Linked DNA regions of Homo sapiens: region 2 is linked to region 1. Evidence: chromatin loops called from intact Hi-C (ENCODE). Cell type or tissue: mammary epithelial cell. All regions are shown on one strand. Each heading gives the region's core, and the rest is flanking DNA. Links, peaks and the distances in the headings are about the cores only.

Region 1 (8,332 bases), core at 308-8,307:
CTGGCTAATTTTTGTATCTTTTAGTAGAGACGGGGTTTCACCATATTGACCAAGCTGGTCTCAAACTCCTGACCTCATTTCTTTCAGAATTTTTAAAGTGTCATTCCACTGTCTTCTGGCTTGCACTTTTTTCTAATGATAAATCATGGAAATTCTCATTTTGTTTTTTATGTGTTATTTGTCTTTTAAAAATCTGTCTGCTTTTACGATTTTCTCCTTATCCTTGGTTTTCAGCAATATGCTGTCATGTAGTTTTATTTGTGCATACCTTTCTTGGGATTAAGTGAGTTTACTAAATCTGTGGTTTTAGAAATGTTTTCAAATTTGGAAGAATTTCAGGTATTATTTCATCAAGTATTTTTCTGGCCTTTACTTCTTCACACATATGTTCAACTACTTGATATGTTTCCATAGTTAATAGGCTCTGTTAATTTATTTTAGTCTTTTTTTTCTTTTGCATGTATCATTTTGGAGGGTTTTTATTGTTATGTCTTCAAATTCACTTGCCTTTTCTTCTGCAGTGTTTAATTAGCTGGTAATTTCATCCAATAAAGTTTTAATTTAATACCTCTTTTTTTATCCGTATAGTTTTTATTTGTTCTTTTTTATAGCTCTCATTTCTTTTCGCATTATGTCTGTTTACATGAGCATATTTGTAATAGTTGTTTTAATATCCTTTTTTGTTAACTCCAAAGTCTCTGTCATTCTGGGTATGTTTTTATTGACTGATGTTTCCCCTAAGTATGGGTCACATTTTCCTGCATTTTTGTATGTCTAGTAATTTTTACTGGATGCTAGGCATTGTCACAGTTACCTTTTTGAGTGGATGACTTCTGTTTCTTGTAAAGAATATTAAATTTTTATTGTGGCATGCACTTAGGGAACTTAGAATCAGCTCATTTTTTTCAAAGTTTGTGTTAAATTTTTCTAAGGCAGGTCTAGAGTAGCCTTTATTTTAGGTCTCTTTTATTTAGTTTTACTACCAAGTTACAACTCTTCTAGGATCTGCACTGAGTTCACTGGGTGTTAAATGAGATCTCTTCCCTCTGGCTGGATCTCTACTATCTCATAGCCTGTGTAAGCTCTAGGAACTGTTCAGCATACAGATTCTCAGTACTTCTTTGCATAGCTTTGTGGAGTTTTAACCTAAGCATTCAGAGCTTAGTTTTCAGCAATAGATTCAAGGAGACCCCTATGCAGATTCTAGGCTCGTTCTCTGCATAGTTCTCTCTGTTCCAGTGCTCTGCCCCATAAATTCCAGCTGATTTAGCCTCCCTTAACCCTGATCTCTGCTTGCTTAACTTGGCAAGACTGCAGTGTTATGCTTGTGTTCCTTCCCCTGCACCACTGTCTGGAAAAGTGACTCTTGGCAGAAAGCCAGGGAAACTGTAGGGCTTGCTTGTTTGTTTCATGACTCTTGTTGATCATAGTTCTGCACTTCTTGTTGTCTAGGATTTGGAAATAGCTGTTTCATAAATTTGTCCAACTTTCTTATTGTTTTCAGTGGTAGGACAACTCTGGTAGCAGTTACTCTGTCATAACTATAAGATAGAGATGAGCTTTTAAAAAGACCACATTCACAGCAGTGGTGACTATAAGCTTTTTTTCATACAGCCTCACATGAAGGAGCTTTGGGAACTGAAAAGGACTATGGAGAATCAGAGATCTTGAGATTTGACAGTGGTAGCAGAAGTCCAAGATGCCAGGGAAGATAGCTTAGCAGAAAATCTGACAGCCAGGCTAGAACAATCAGGATTTCTGATGTGTAGGCTTGGAATAGAATAGATTTCAGTACTTTCTATCTAAAAATTATTTGCCTCTTATTGAAGCAGAGGACCCAATATGAGATAGACAAGGGACTCTTCTTCTGATAATTGGATTGCAACCTTGGCTACATACTTAAATCATTGAGGGAGCTTTTACAAATCCTGGTTCTTAAGTTGTACTGAAAAAAATAAATCAGTCTGTGGGATGAGTCTAGGCATGTGTATCTTTTAAAGCTCCTTGGGTAATTTCAGTGTGCTGCCAAAGCTGGGGACCACTGCTCTAAGGTGCTCCACTGCCAGCATGGAGGGTTAGGGTTAGAGTTAGTATTAGGGTTTCACTTTGGGGAGCTCTATTAGCTGTTCTGCATATCTTGTCTCTTTACTATCCCCTTCCTTTCCTTTCCTGAACACTTTCTCAGCTGCTCTTGTTCTACTCAGAGGAAGACCCAGGTGATGAGACAGTGGGGAAGGCCAGGCAGGAGGTGTTGCAGTTGGGAGGAGGGAAGGGTGGACCCAGAAGAGGGTACAGGAAAGAACCCAGGAAGGGACCCAGGAAGGAGGAGGCAGAGAGCAGATGCTGCAGAAGCCAGGGTGTGTGGGGGTCCCCATTTCCCCTTCCCTTCTTTCTGCTGTCACACTTCCTTCCCCTGCTCCAGGCCCAAACAAGTCTGGAGCTAGCCAGCTCAGTTGGTGACTGTCCAATATCTTCTGCCCACACTTCCTGACCACAATCCTCCTTCGGGGTGATGAAAAGGCCCTGGAAGTCCCTTGCCATTTACTGAGGAAGCGTGGGCTTGTCTCCTGGGAACAGAAGCCGTAGACTTTCTGTGATGGAAAGTGCCATGGGTCAGAGCTCATGCCCTGCCACTGACTTGCAGAATGACCCTGGATCAGTTGCTTCTCCTCTCTGCACCTCAGTTTCCCCACTTCTAAAGTTAGAAGATTCAACTGCATGGTTTCCTTGATCCTCCACCTCTGTTTGAATGTGTGCAGGCAGCCTGTATTCCTTTGGGAAGGCTCCAGAAGTTGACTTTAAGGACCCTTTTCTCCCCAGAGGTGTGTGAGGTATGGTGAGTGTTGGCTCTGGCCTCTGCTCCTGAAGTGTGCCCAACTCTGAGGGGCAGGCTGGAAATAAAGACGGTTTTAGTAGCTGAGAAGACAGCAGGTGGATTGTTGGATGTGTAATGGATCATTAAGTGAAACTGGACCTTAGCATGGCCTTTTCTTTTCCTTTAAAGCTGAGAAAAATGACATTTCAAAAGGGTCATGTTGGGGGCAGACAACATGTTTGTTTTGAAAGGGACCACTCAGCACTCCCACTGATGATGTGGGAAAGGAAATACCTGCTCTCTGGGCTGAGGGTGTGCCATGGAGATTCCTGGAGATTGGGTGGGGTGAGGGTAGACAGCCAGATGGAGGGTGTGGGGAGAGGGCCCTGTCCTTGGAGGATGTCTGGGAGCTGGGTGGAAGCCAGTGCAACAGGGACTCTCAAGACAAGGTTGGGCCTGGGGCTGTCTCAGGATGTGCTTGGAGCAGCAGTGTGGGAGGGATTTCTGAGCATGGAAGAAGGGCACAAAGCGGGAGCCAGGTCCCCAACCTAGGACATGCAGCAATGCTCTGGTGGGGCTCGGCCACAGCCGGCAGCAGAGATGCCCTCACAAGGACATTGGGCAGAAGGGGCAGCAGTGCTGGGGCCAGCGGTGAGCAGGGAGACTGGAAGCATGTCTGCGGCCTTGCTTCAGAGCCCATGTGGGATGGCACCTGGGAACCCCCAGAAACATCTGGAGAGCGGACCAACAGAGAGCCCAGAGTCTCTGCATTGGGAAGGCAGGGACTCACAGTGCTTGGCCCACAGCTCACTGAGGCACCACACAGAACAAGGCAAAGGCTGATTACGAGAGCAAAATATGTAGCACCCAGTGTCCACAGGTGTGTTTACAGAACTGCTGCTGTGATTATCGTCATTGTTAATGAGCTATCATAGGAATGTTTTCATGAACTGTGGCCCAATTTACGTCGAACTTTTTGTTGACTTCTGCTTGGTTACCAGAGTGCCACTGTCCAGGCCTTTCCCTAACATTTGTGGGGCCTACATCAAGAATGCAAATAGAGGCCCACATACTTTAACATCATAAATTCAGCCCACAACCAACTTCAGGAGCAATGCGAATTATTTAATTTGAAAATCTTCCTCACTCCATATACAACTATTATGAACACAGCACTATATAATGAAAGCCTCTGGAGGCACACACTGGAACATGAAGAGAAGTTAGGAAACGAGTGCTCAGCATGACTGGGAAAGTATATTCTGTTAATGTCATGCCAGGCCACCTATTGCATTCATGCTGACAGGAAGGACTGGGCAAGTTAATTTGTCTTTTCTTGATCTAAGCACTTCCAACTCCAACTACGCACGCTGTTCCTCTCCAATGTTACAACATCACAGCATTCAGACAGTTGGTTTTGTTTTGAGGACACAGAGCAAAAGCTCCAGAGATGAGTTTTCCTGGTCCGTAACTGGTGCTAATTGAGAAAATGAATGTAAGGTTTTGTGTTTATAATATGTGGAGTGCTTGAAAGCATGGGGCCCTTCTTGCTGGGTCAGCATTGTTTTATTTCATCTAATTTTAGCTTTGGACCTTAGAAATAGACATTTCAGTTGAGTGTACTCCTCAGTGCATGACACAATATAATCTTCGGTGTGTCCAAGGGCCTCTTAACATCAGACATAAACTTCAGGTTGAGTTTTTCAAGAGATGAAGGGAACTATCACGTTAAGCTAAATGAATTGCTAAGATGATGATTCTCCTCTATTTTGAGAAATACAACTTAAAATGAATTTAAGATAGTTCAGCTTAACTCTTGAATTTTCAATCAAAAACAATTTTGAGGTTTTTCCTCAATATCAGTTAATAACCTATCAAGGATCAGAAGGACCAACCCCATTGGACATCAATAAATATTTATAGAGGTGAGTGTTTGGATTTCATGGGAGGAGGATACAGGGAAGCAAAGAAGGGGTGCCAAGCTTGCAGGCTGGCTGCCTATATGTGAGAAACAGGGGGTACAGCTTGTCTTATGTCCCCATCACTGGCTTATCCACTGTGGCCTTCCCCAGCAGTCAGCCACTTCTCTTCCTCCTGGCCGGGATTCTCTGAGTTAGGCTTGCTGGCCTTCCAATCTCTGTGTTTCCTGCCCCCTGCTGTCCATTCAGCTGGCACTGCTGGAGCCTCAACAATGTTTCTGGTGTCTCTTCCAACCCCAGGGGCCTGCCTGTGCTCTGTTGTGCCTATGCCTTTATCTCACCCCTACTGTACCCCCTGGAGCCAAAGGCTGTGCTTATAGAGACACTCACCTTGGTTATCAATCATGGAATGGAACACTGGGAGTGAGCACACCCGCATAAGCCTGCCATGTTGGCAGCCAGTGGAAGGTGCCACTCAGTTCTCCCTCCGAGGGAACCTTGTGATGAGAGTGTAGTGAGCTGATGGCCACCAGCTGCGGCACCTTCAGGGTCTGTTGCTGTGTTTGAGCAGAGGCCACACTCTCCTGGGCAGCAATGGCCAATGACTGTGCACAGCAGAGGCACTAGGGCCTTGACAATTTCTGTGCAATGCAGGATTTCTCTAATGAGTGATCTTGGTTCTAGAGCTCCCTCTTGGGCTGGCTGAGATTTTCCGGGGGCTGTACTGCTCTGAGGCTCTCCGTACCCACACACACCTCCTTCCTTCCCCATCTCCTTTTGCAAGGATCAGGACTGCATTGCAGTTTGAAGGCTCTTTCTGCCTCCTCCTGCTCCTTCTTCCCTTTCAATCTTCACAGTCATTTCCCCTAATAAATCTCTTTGCATTTCTAACTCCATCCTGCCATCTGCTTCCCGGAGGACCTGAATTGACCCAACTTGTGAGGCAGTCTGTGTTAGAAGAGCCATGTGTGGCTTTTCAATTGCTGGCAGAGAGGGAAAGAGTGGTTTGAGGGTAGGGTGGATCAGCAGTGGCCCGTCCAGAGCCACTTCCCTGTAAGAGCACTGCTTGAGCAGGAAGTGAAATGGGGCAAAGTGTAATGGGGCCCCTTGCTTGCTATATTCCCCTAGGTCTGCCCCCTTTTCTGTAAAGAATATAGACAGCCTGGGATCAAGTCTGGTGCTCATCTGCTCCTTTGGCCGTTATTCACCCCCAAGCTCCACTGCTTTTACAGGATCTTGCAACAGGTGGAGTGCAACTGGGAAGACACTGGCAGTGAGGCCCTGTTTTCATTTGGCTGAATTTCCTACACTGAATTCATATCTGTTGCTACTTATTTGTGCAAATATCTTGTCAATGTCTATCTTCACCCTCAGAATATAAGCCCCATGATTAGGGGAACCCTGACTGTCCTATTCAGAGTTGATTCCCTAGAACCAAAATGTTGTCTAAAACATAACAGGTACTCAAAAATATTGCTTGATGAATAAATGAGTGGGTGAATGCAGGGTAGACCATATTCTTATTCTTCCAGCAGCTTTAAAAACAAACCAAGAATTATATTTTGGTTTGTTCCAACAGTTGGGATGCTGATTATCCCAACAGTTGAGTATTCTAGCCAAAAAATATATGTCCCACATATATTTTTGTAAATGTAATGGGCACATTCCCTGTGGTTCCTGTTTTAGAGCTGTCATCTTGTCTTCAAGATCATTTTCTTTTTTCCCCATGTGAAACCTGTTTCCACATCCCCTGCACCCAGACTTCCCCCAGGAGGCTAAAGCCAGCCCTATCTGTGTTGGGTAACTTATTTAGGGTGTCTGAGATTACTCCTAACTCCAGGAAAGCCTGTGAGATGACATTCCAAAGAGCACTCCCCCACTGTCTTCTTTCATATAAATAATTACAGGCTCTTCTTCCCAAGGTTCTGAAAAAACTTCCCCATGGGCCAGAGTCCCTTGGAAAGTGGTCCAAGCCCACTGTCAGCGAGGTACAGTCACACATAAAAACCGTCCTCTGTCACTTTTTACACGCATGGGGCAAGCCCACAAGTAACCATTTGTCAATACTGAGAAGAAAAACAATGGTCAAGCTCAAGAGTTAAGTCCATTCAAGACTTGCTGGGTGATATGGTTTAGGTTTATGTACCCACCCAAATCTCATGTTGAATTGTAATCCCCAGTGTTGGAGGAGGGACCTGGTAGGAGGTGTTTGGATCATGGGGCGGATTTCCCCCTTGCTGTTCTTATTACAGTGAGTGAGTTCTCACGAGATCTCATTGTTTGAAAGTGTGTAGCACTTCCCACTTCACTCTGTCTCTTTTGCCAGCCATGTGAAGATGTGCTGGCTTCCCTTTTGCCTTCGGCCATGATTGTAAGTTTCCTGAGGCCTCCCCAGAAGCAGAAGCCTGTACAGCCCACAGAACCTTAAGCCAATTAAACTTTTCTTTATAAATTACCTGGTCTCAGGTATGTCTTTATAGTAGTGCAAGAAGGCACCAACACACTGGGCTTTCACAGAGTGGGGGAGGGAGGACTTTTCTACTCTTATGTCTTCACCAAGGAACAAAACAGAAACTGTTTGCTGAAAAGGCAGTAAGCTGGGATGGTTATTGCTGAGCCATGGCTCCTTTGAAAAATAGGGTTAGTTGGCTCATGTGGAATGTATTATATGTGCTCACAGAGGGGGCTGGGCTCTGGATAAAGTCCTGTGTTTCCTTCCCACCTGGTTACCTCAGGACACTGAGACAACTAAAGGGCAAGTTACCAGACCAGGGATGAGTCCTTTCAGCAAAAGAGTCTCTCTATCTGAGTCTCACTCACTTGTGTACTCTGTCTGTCTTCCAGAAAACATTATATAGAAGGAAAGTTCTCCAAGATCAAGGCAGGAAATAGTATATTCATTCAACAAACACTCATGACATGTGTTCCATGTGCCAGGAATTGCTCTAAGAGCTGAGGATGCAGCAGTAAAAAAACACATGACCCCTGTTCTTGTAGAGCTTGTGCTTTAATGTAGAGGAAAGACAAGGAAATAAACTAGCAGCAAATAAAAGGAAAAAGCAATTTCTGATAGTAATGAGTTCCAGGAAGACAATAAGACAAGATAATGTGATGGAGAGGATGGGTTCTCTTTGACTTGAGACATGGGTTAGTGAGGGGTTTGCTAATTTGGATTGGTAGTCAGGAAGTAGTGCAAGAAGGCACTAACTTCTTGCACTTCTTCACCAAACAGGTGCCATTTGAGTTAATACCTGAACAACCCCAAAAAGCTAGCCACACAAAGACATAGGGGTAGCATTCTCCCTGCAGAAGGAAGAGCAAGAGCTGAGGTAGGAATGAGCTACACGTGTTTGAGGAATCAAAGGAAGGTCCAAGTGATTGAAGTACAATGGACTTGGGGAGAGGACAGGACAGAGAAGTAGAAGGGGCCAGATTACATGATGATAACCAAACTCATTAACTAATGAAAACATCATCAGTTCTATGCCTCTCTCAATCTCTAGGCACTTAACACCAGGGGCCTGTTTATGTAGAAATTGCTGATTGACTATAGGCTGTGGGATCTGAGACAGTGTTGGTCACTTCCACAATCACACAT
Region 2 (8,300 bases), core at 1-8,000, 90 kb before region 1:
CCTCACACCTTTCTCTGGGACACATGGTCAGGCACGCATGTACACATGTGCACACAAATGCACATGCACGTACATGTGCTGGGTACACTGGGACCGATTTCTTATTCCTCCTGGTCTGTGCCAAGGAAACATTAAAGTGACTTTCCACAGACTGGATCTCACAGAAGGTGCAGATGCTTTGGAAGCCCCTGGCCAAAGGTACTGGGGTGAGATGGCACTGTTGTCAGGGCTTATTGTTCACAGGTCTGAGTTGCCAAGCTGTCCTTTGGAACTCCCTGCCACAGGCACCGACATTTTGTTTTGGACAGCAAGTCAGCAAATGTAGCCATGGGCTGCTGTGGCCCAGGGAGGAGCAGCTGTGGGAGGGTGAGAAGGAGCCCTATTGTTCAGGCCGCCTCCATGCACTAGGCCTGCATGTCAGGTGAGTAACCTATTTGTGAAGCTGACTCTAGTTCAGGGCTCAATGGGAGAAAGGCTGGCATAGATAGTGCCCCAGTGGCAGGAGGCAGGCTGGAGGGTTGGGTGGAGGTGTGGCCATGGGGTGGGTTTGATGCCTCTGCATGGAGAGCTCCTCATCCAGTGGGACCCATCACCATCTGCAAAGTTGCTAGAAAAGTTTCTGGATGTTTCCAATTCTTCCACCTGCTTGTCTTCATACTTGTGGGCTGGTAGGCCAGCTCGGGAAGACACCTTCTCTAGGATCTCAACTTAGTTACTCATCAACATGGCTCCCGAGTTCCCACATTGGCCCCGAAGACACTTCACTCACGGCCATGGTGGGAAACTGTTCCTGTCACATGTCACGTAGGCTGTCTGGTAGCCTGCTGCTGCCTCATGGCCAGCTAACTGCTGGCCACATGCTGACTGGGAACCTCAGGGTCCTAACACACTTATAGAAGCACAAGACAGGTATTTTGTTTCTGATACAAGAACAAGCAAGACTGAGAATGGCTTTCTTTAATTTTGAATTGGAGCAATATGCTTTCCTGAGCATCAGGAAAGAGTGGTGATGTCACAGCAAAGGAGGGAGGCGGTGGCTAAGAACATGCACATTCTTGAATGTCCTCTGCATGGTGCCTGGCCTTCTGGATGGTTTCGGACAAAACTTTATGTGCTAGGTGGGAGTGGGAAAAGGAGTGGGGGAAGGATAAAGCCATCTTTGGACACCCACTCCCACTGTGGATAACCACAGCGTGTGGCCGAACAAAGCTGATTAGAACACAGCCCTACCTCGGGAGGCTGCCATCTGCCAGGCCCTCCTTCCCCTCCCAGCCTTCAAGAAATGTTATCTATGAAAGGGGAAAAATGCCAGCCACATCCTCATTCCAACTCTATCCTTAATGCAGCTTCACAAAATTCCTAAATTCTATCTTGGGTCCTTGAAGAGATTGGACTATGACTTGGGTGGCCCCCCAAAATCCTCACCCTTTCCCTTCCCTCAGTGCAAAGTCTCACCTGTGCAAAGACATCACTTTTAATTATTTTTTTTTAATTAAAATACTGTTATACCCAGTGGAATGCGGCAGCAATCCTGGTACAGGGTGGCATAACAAAACAGCCATGTTTACATTTTAAATATTTACGATAACTTAAACATACAGACACACATCATGGTCTTTGGCAGAAAATGTTCACAGCACAAAAAATACTTTAAAAGAAATACCAAATATTAATCCAAAATATATTAAGTTGTTTTTTTTCTTTCACAATATTTTTTGCCTTTTTTTCCTCTTTTTTCTTTTTGCTTTGTAAACAATGCACATGAACCAAATGTATTTTTCAGCTTTAAACAGGGGTAGGGGAATTTTTTAAAAAAAATTGCAATTGTCCAGCAAATGCAAATGTTTAAAAAGGAAACTTGAGGAACCATGGAAATAAAACAACACATACCAAACCTAAAAACGATAAAGGAAGAAAACAAAGAATCAAGGAGAACTAAAAACGGTAAAGACAAAACTGCTAAAACCCACCAATAGCTCCTGGGGCTGAAGTGAGGGACTCTTTAAGACCAGAAGTCAAAGTCACTGCTGCTAGCAGGCTGCCATGTGGGTGTTTCACCCCAATTCCAAAGCATCTGGTGCTGCTTTAGGGCGCTGGGCATGGGTAGCTTGAGGAGCCAGCCTCCTGGGCACTGTTTTGTGATGGGGGCTCCATTCAGAGGACTATTTGACTCTTGTAGCTCATTAACTAGTTTTCAACTGCTTTGCTCCTCTCCCAAACCCTCCAGGTGGGAATGAAGACACTTATGCTAACAAGACATCTCCAGTTTCTCAGAAAGAACTGGTACCGGGTAGGGCCACCGAAGCCCACCTGGGGGCATGGCAGATGTCTGTTCACGGTGGCTCATTTCATCTGGCTCAGGGTTTATGACCAAACTGACAGGATGTTCCAGGGACAGGAGCTGTGGAGCCACTTCAAGAGGCTGGTGGTGGGGGTCCCGTGGGCATTTATAGGGCTCAAGATAGAGGAAAAGGCAGCCGAGATCCTGGGAATCGAGCAGCTTTAACATCCACGGGCCAGGAACTTGAGGAGGAGGCATAACTGGGAGGCCAGTCAGAAGTTTCAGAAACTGACAGTAGGAAGAGGGGAGCACAGCCCATGGAGACACATCGGAACCTGCAGGCCTCAGTCTTCTGTTCCACAAGAAAGGGAATTATATACAAACTGCGCACTGTCTCCCAGTCCACTTAAATGGCCCCTCACCCACAGCAAGTGAGAAGGTGAGGCTGTGTCTTCTCCAAGACTAACACCCTTAATAGTCCCCAAAAAATTCAAGTCTTAGTATCCCAAGAAGGCAGTGAGGAACTGAAGAGCAGATGACGTTGGCTGGAACCAAACTTAGCCAGAGAACAATATGGCTGACTTGATTAGTGAACCAGTCCACCTGGTGTCCACGGGCAGCCGTCCGTGGAAATTAGTTCCCCAAACCAACACAGCCACTCCCTCCCTGCCTGACTGACAACTGGCAGGGCAGAGGGAGCTCAGCTCCTTTCTGAGCTGTCAGTTGCTACCCCAGTAGCAGGCCTTGGGCAAGAAGTCAAGGCTGAATCCTCATTCTCCATAAGGCCCGGAGGAATGTGGGCTAAGAAGCAGAGTCTTCTGGGGGTGCCGGTGCTCTCACAGCTCTCCTCTCCCCTGGGGTCCTCCTCCTGAGCTCCTGGGACCAGATGGTCAATGGGAATGAGTGTCTGGCTGGGGAAAGGGACGGAGCAGCGGTTGACGGGGCTGCTGAAATGGCTGAGAGTGGCACAGGGCAGAGGAGGGGAGAGAATGGCTCAGAGTCCTGAAGCACCACCTCCTTCAGATCAGTATCTCCACCATGTCTGACAAGTCCTGGACTCTGGATGTAGCTACAGAGTCTGGAGACAGACAAGAACACAGGCACATGCCAATGAGTGTTACTAGATTGCTTTTAAAATCCTGGCACATTTGAAAGACAAAGATCGTTCTTCACCAACTTTTCCCACCTCTGCTGCCCAGGTTCCCAGAACTCGGCCAACCAAGCACAATGCTCTGCCCCCTTTCAGTGCTCAGCCCAGCCCACCAACCTCCGATGTGTAGGATGCATTTGTTTCTAACTTTGAACTGGTTGGAGGGCTTAGAGAGAGCAATGGAGAGCCCTGAGGGAGGCAGGCTGCAGCATTCTTTTCATGCCTGTGGTTTTCTGAGATCATGAGGCACAGGCAAATATGCAAAGGCCAATGTGAAAGGGGAGTGGAAAAAGAAATGGCATCTTCTCAGATTTCTCCTTCCCGGACTCTTTAAACAGGCTTCCAGAGTGCCATCGGCATGACTTGCGAGCTCCATTCTCTTGGATAATCAAATTGGAAATTAACTATGTAGGGAAGACCATGAAAGAGGAGCTAAAGTGCCTCCCATCTGGTTGCTTTCTTTCTGAATTCTGGATCTGCCTCTAATCAGGGTTTCCAATTTCCCTATTCATGCAACCAGCCATCCCTCATGTTCACATTGAGGTGGGCCAGGCACCCTGCTCACCTCTGGCTATGCACGGCTCCCCATGGAGTGCGGGCAATGACCCGGAGGGGGTCTGGGAAGAAAAGGCCTTGTGTTCCAGTTCACACCCCAGTGCCCCCTCGGCCCTACCTAGCACAGAAGTGGGGTCAGGAGGACTTACCCAGAGAGGCTGCTCTCTGGCTACTGCTGCACCCCAGAAGGCTGTCAGGCTCCGGTGGCAGGCAGGTGGAGGTGCTGTCTGGGGGGCCCTCAGTCTGGGTGCTCCCATCTCTGCTCCCGTGTTTGGCATGGGCAGCAGGGGGAGCTGTGACCACTGGCTCCTCTGTGGGTGCTCTGTCTGCTGGAAAGGTAGGTGGATGGTTATTGCCATGCCTGTAAGATGTGGCCCTGGTGAAGGACACTCTAAGTTAACTGTCCCTGCTGGGGATTCAAGGTGGAGTGGGCTGCTCTTGATTTGCAAGAACTTTAAGACTAAAAATGCTCCTATTTTCAAATGGGAATAACTACCAGATTGGATTGGCTTCCAAATGTTTTGGGTGGTGGGACCCTTCCTTATAGATTAAATCTTCTAGAGTTTCTGTGGCATCTGCTTAGAAGGAAGAGTGGAGGGAGCTTGCATACAAGGTGTATCTGCACAGGAAGCTCTATTTTTCTTAGTTCAGTGGCTGGGGCTGAAGCATGATAGAATTTATGGTGATGGGGACTAAGTACCCCTCTTCACACTGGCAGGAGAGCCTTGCGCTGTAGAGTCACTAGAGGCAGAGAATAAGCCAGCTCCCCTGGAAGAGGGTCAGGAAGCCCTGGCTCCTATAGCCTCAGTTCTGGGAGGAAAGGTCTGGCAATCTGTGTTCAGGCCCAGGAGAAATTACCTCTCAATCTATCCCAGCAGTAGCCTCCTCTTACCTGTAGTCAGCCGAGCAGGGGCGTCTGCTGTTTGTCGCTCACTAGAAGAGAGCCCTTGCCAGCCCTGGGTTCCTGCTGCCGCAGCCGCGAAAACAGATGGCACCGACTTGGCAGGCCGCAGGGAGCCCTGGATGGCCTTGCCAGGGTCTCTCCTGGAGCGCTGCTGAAGGACCTTGATCACTGCATCCTTCTCCAGGATCTGGGCATGGAGCACCTTTAACCTGAGGGGTGAGAGGCCATGCCCACATTGTCAGACCCACAGATCCAACAGCCTCCACCCTTCCTGCCTCATAGGAGTTAGAGGAAAAGCCCCCCCCAACTCCCCCAACCCTGCCAGGCTGGATCCTTCTGTGCTTGTAGCAGGGACCCAGAGAGGGCTTAGAAATGGCACCACAGCTCTGGAATTTGATGCTCTTAGAGCCCAGGCTCTGAAAACCACCAGTGCATAAGGCCCTGGGCCCTTCTCACACCAGCAAAGGCAGGCCATTAAGGATGGGTTCCAGATTCATCAGATGATAGTGGCGGCACAGCCCTCATCCTGGAGGGCGGCACTCCGGAGAGGGGAGGCAGGGCCCAAGCACTGGATGGCACCCAACACCTCCACAGTAAGAGTCTCCTGGGCAGACCAAGGACTCGGTATTTCTGGGCAAATGCATGTTTACAGTGCCTGGTGTGCCAATCATGCAGGTTCAGCTCAGAAGCAGGAGGGACTGCTGAGCTCTATGGGGAAAGGGGCCTGTTTATCAGGGATCAAGGGCAGGGCAGTGACTGGACATTGCCACCCACCCCCCCAACCTCAGGTGCCTGGCCTGCAATGCCGAACCTGCTTTCCATCTCCTGATGCCTGTGGCCACCAGTGAGCAGACCCTCATTGAAGCTGCTGCTGGGTGAGGGCTGGGGGGAATGTCGGATGAGAGTGGTGTCACGCTGAGCAGCAGCCGTGGCAGCCGCATCCATGGCAAACTGCCTCATGGCACGTTCCTCCAAATACTTCTGCTCCCACTTGGTCATGTCGGCCTCCAGCGCCAGGATCTGCTCCTCCTTCTCTCGCAGTTGTTCTGACAGTCGCAGGGCGCTGAGCTCTGGAGACCCACCACTGCCACTGCTACCACCTGGGGCACCTGCCTGTCTCTGCAGAGCAAGGAGTAGAGACCGTGGTCAAGGGTGCAGGTTGGGGTGTGGCAGCCACTGGTCTTCGCCTCCACACGACTGTCACTTGTACATGTACGTGTTCAGCCATACACAGCATACATTTCCCCATCCTTCCTCTACCGAAATGGGGATACAGCACAGGTCCCCATACCCCTGCCCTGAATCCTAGGGCAAGGGCATAGAGACCAGACAGATAATCCTCCAAACTGGCAAAGGGGGTGCTATCAATAATTATACTGGGAAAACTGGTGTACATTAGAACAGAACTGGGCAAACCAGGGGGTTCAGTCACACTACCTCTGTGGCAAGGGTAGGTTTGGGAGTGGAGAAATAACTCTATTTGGTTTGTAAACACCAAGAGTTGTTTACACAGAAGTCCGAAGTGAGGCTAAGCACAGTGGATCTGGACAACCATCTTTCCTCCCAATCTTGGGGAGGCATATAAAAGCTGGCTGGTGGCCAGACGCAGTGGCTCATGCCTGTAATCCCAGCACTTTGGGAGGCCAAGGTCGGCGGACCACGTGAGGTCAGGGGTTCAAGACCAGCCTGGCCAATATGGTGAAACCTCATCTCTACTAAAAATACAAAAATTAGCTGGGCGTGGTGGCGCACGCCTGTAGTCTCAGCTACTCGGGAGGCTGAGGCAAGAGAATGGCTTGAACCTGGGAGGTGGAAGTTGCAGTGAGCGTTCGCGCCACTGCACTCCAGCCTGGGCGACAGAATGAGATTCCATCTCAAAAAAAAAAAAGCTCGCAGGCCTTCTATATCCAGGTTCCTGACTTACTTTCTCTAGAGGTCAAGGACAACTAGCCCTGCTGCTGCCGAGGACAGGAGTCCCCCGAGGCTGGACATGGGCCAGGTGGCAGGGCCTCTACTAAGACAACGAGTGGAAGGGAGCACGCAGCAAAGGTGGAGCAGAGAGCAATCATCCTCGCCGCCTTCCAACGGGCCTGCAGCCTAGATCTAAGCAGGGGCTCCCGGGGCCTCAGCCCTGGCCTCCAAACCTACAGTCCCCGAGGAGGAAGGGAAGCCAACATCCTCAGATGCTGCCCTAGCCTGGAGACTTTCTCAGCTCACCTGCTGTGCACGCAGGGCCTTGAGTTCCTGCTCCAGGCGAGTCCGCAGACGCAGCTCCAGCTGCTCCCGCTTCTCACAGGCTGCCTGCAGCTGCCCGAGCGCCTGCTGCAGCCGCTCCACTTTCTCCACATAGGCCTGCTTCTTGCGCAGCTCCTCTTCGGCTCGAGCTGCCCGGCCCTGCGCATTGCCCAGAGCCTGCTCCAGCAGCTCGGCACGCCGCCGCTGGTCCTCGATGGCGCCGCGCAGCAGTGCCATCTCTCGCTCCAGCTTCTCTTGCTCCTGCTGCTGTTCGTAGCCTGTAGGGAGAAAGAGGCTTGATCAGTGACAGTGACCACGTTGGCTGGCCCCATTGCCTCCTGGGCTCAGTGCTGACCACTGGATGAGCACAGTTGCTTCTCATTCTCTCAAAAATAACAGGAATAAGGTACCACTATTAACCCTGTTTCATGGAAGAAGAAACCAAGGCTCATGTTAAGTCAGGAGTAAATGACAGAGCCCAATTCCAGGACCCTTGCAGTAACAACTGGGCTACCCTGCCTTTCTACTGGGACATACTGCCATGGGACAGCCCCAAACACCATCCACTTGTGCCAGGGGCACCATGTCTAAAACACATCCACAATATCCCTTGAACCTTGTGACGGCTCGAGACTGTTGAGGTAGGAACTGTGATGCCCATGTACAGATGAGAAAATAGAGACTCAGGTAGGCTGTGACATGGTCCTCCTTCCAGTGGGAGAATGAAAGAAGGGGGAACAGAACCACCATCGGCTGTCGGCACACCAGGCCCTTACACATCTTATTCCACGAATCCTCCAGCCCCTCCAGGGAGGATTTGGGATCCCCAACTTATAGGGGAGAAACATAGGAGGTGAATGGTGCTGCCAAATGGAAACCCCAGTTGGCCACACTACAAAGGCCCAGGCTGCCTCTGGCTACATGGTGAGGCGTTTGTACTTATAGGCCACCCAGAGCTCTGGGGCTCCTTCTGCAGACCCAGGCCGAGAGGTCCGTTGAGGGCTACATTTCCTTCCATGGTCTGAAAAGAACACTGAGATGTAAGCAACCAGGCTCAGAAGGAAATGCAAAGTCTGCAGTACAGTGAAAATGACTATGGCCCAAAGATTAGTGTGTAAGGGTCAAGCTATCCTGACTTTTAAATCATTTTGTTAATTGCCCAAAGAAACTGCTCA

What was found. A loop is a pair of places that touch in the nucleus more often than their neighbours do. Peaks named below come from ENCODE experiments on the same cell type or tissue, not always from the same donor. Only the 100,000 strongest peaks of a DNase experiment are listed, where the experiment ranks them.
Region 2: a loop joins it to region 1, with 7 times the contacts of the local background. A loop is called at or near these places in 3 of 110 quality-filtered maps.

What each region holds. Positions count from the first base shown.
Region 1 is chr3:134,444,496-134,452,827 of GRCh38, forward strand. No RefSeq gene overlaps it. Among named protein-coding and RNA genes, the nearest start is that of MIR4788, 11 kb to the left of the region's middle. In mammary epithelial cell, for the core only: a CTCF peak has its summit at 4,967 (motif pointing left); a DNase peak (open chromatin) is centred at 2,486.
Region 2 is chr3:134,354,405-134,362,704 of GRCh38, forward strand. AMOTL2 (angiomotin like 2) reads right to left here. Exons shown (of 10, transcript NM_016201.4): 6 at 7,108-7,403; 7 at 5,702-6,009; 8 at 4,879-5,099; 9 at 4,136-4,315; 10 at 943-3,359. The coding sequence ends at 3,301. Among named protein-coding and RNA genes, the nearest start is that of MIR6827, 9.3 kb to the right of the region's middle. RefSeq lists an enhancer at 5,086-5,646 and a silencer at 6,943-7,237. In mammary epithelial cell, for the core only: a CTCF peak has its summit at 4,282 (motif pointing right); a DNase peak (open chromatin) is centred at 3,677; H3K27ac peaks cover 1,138 bases.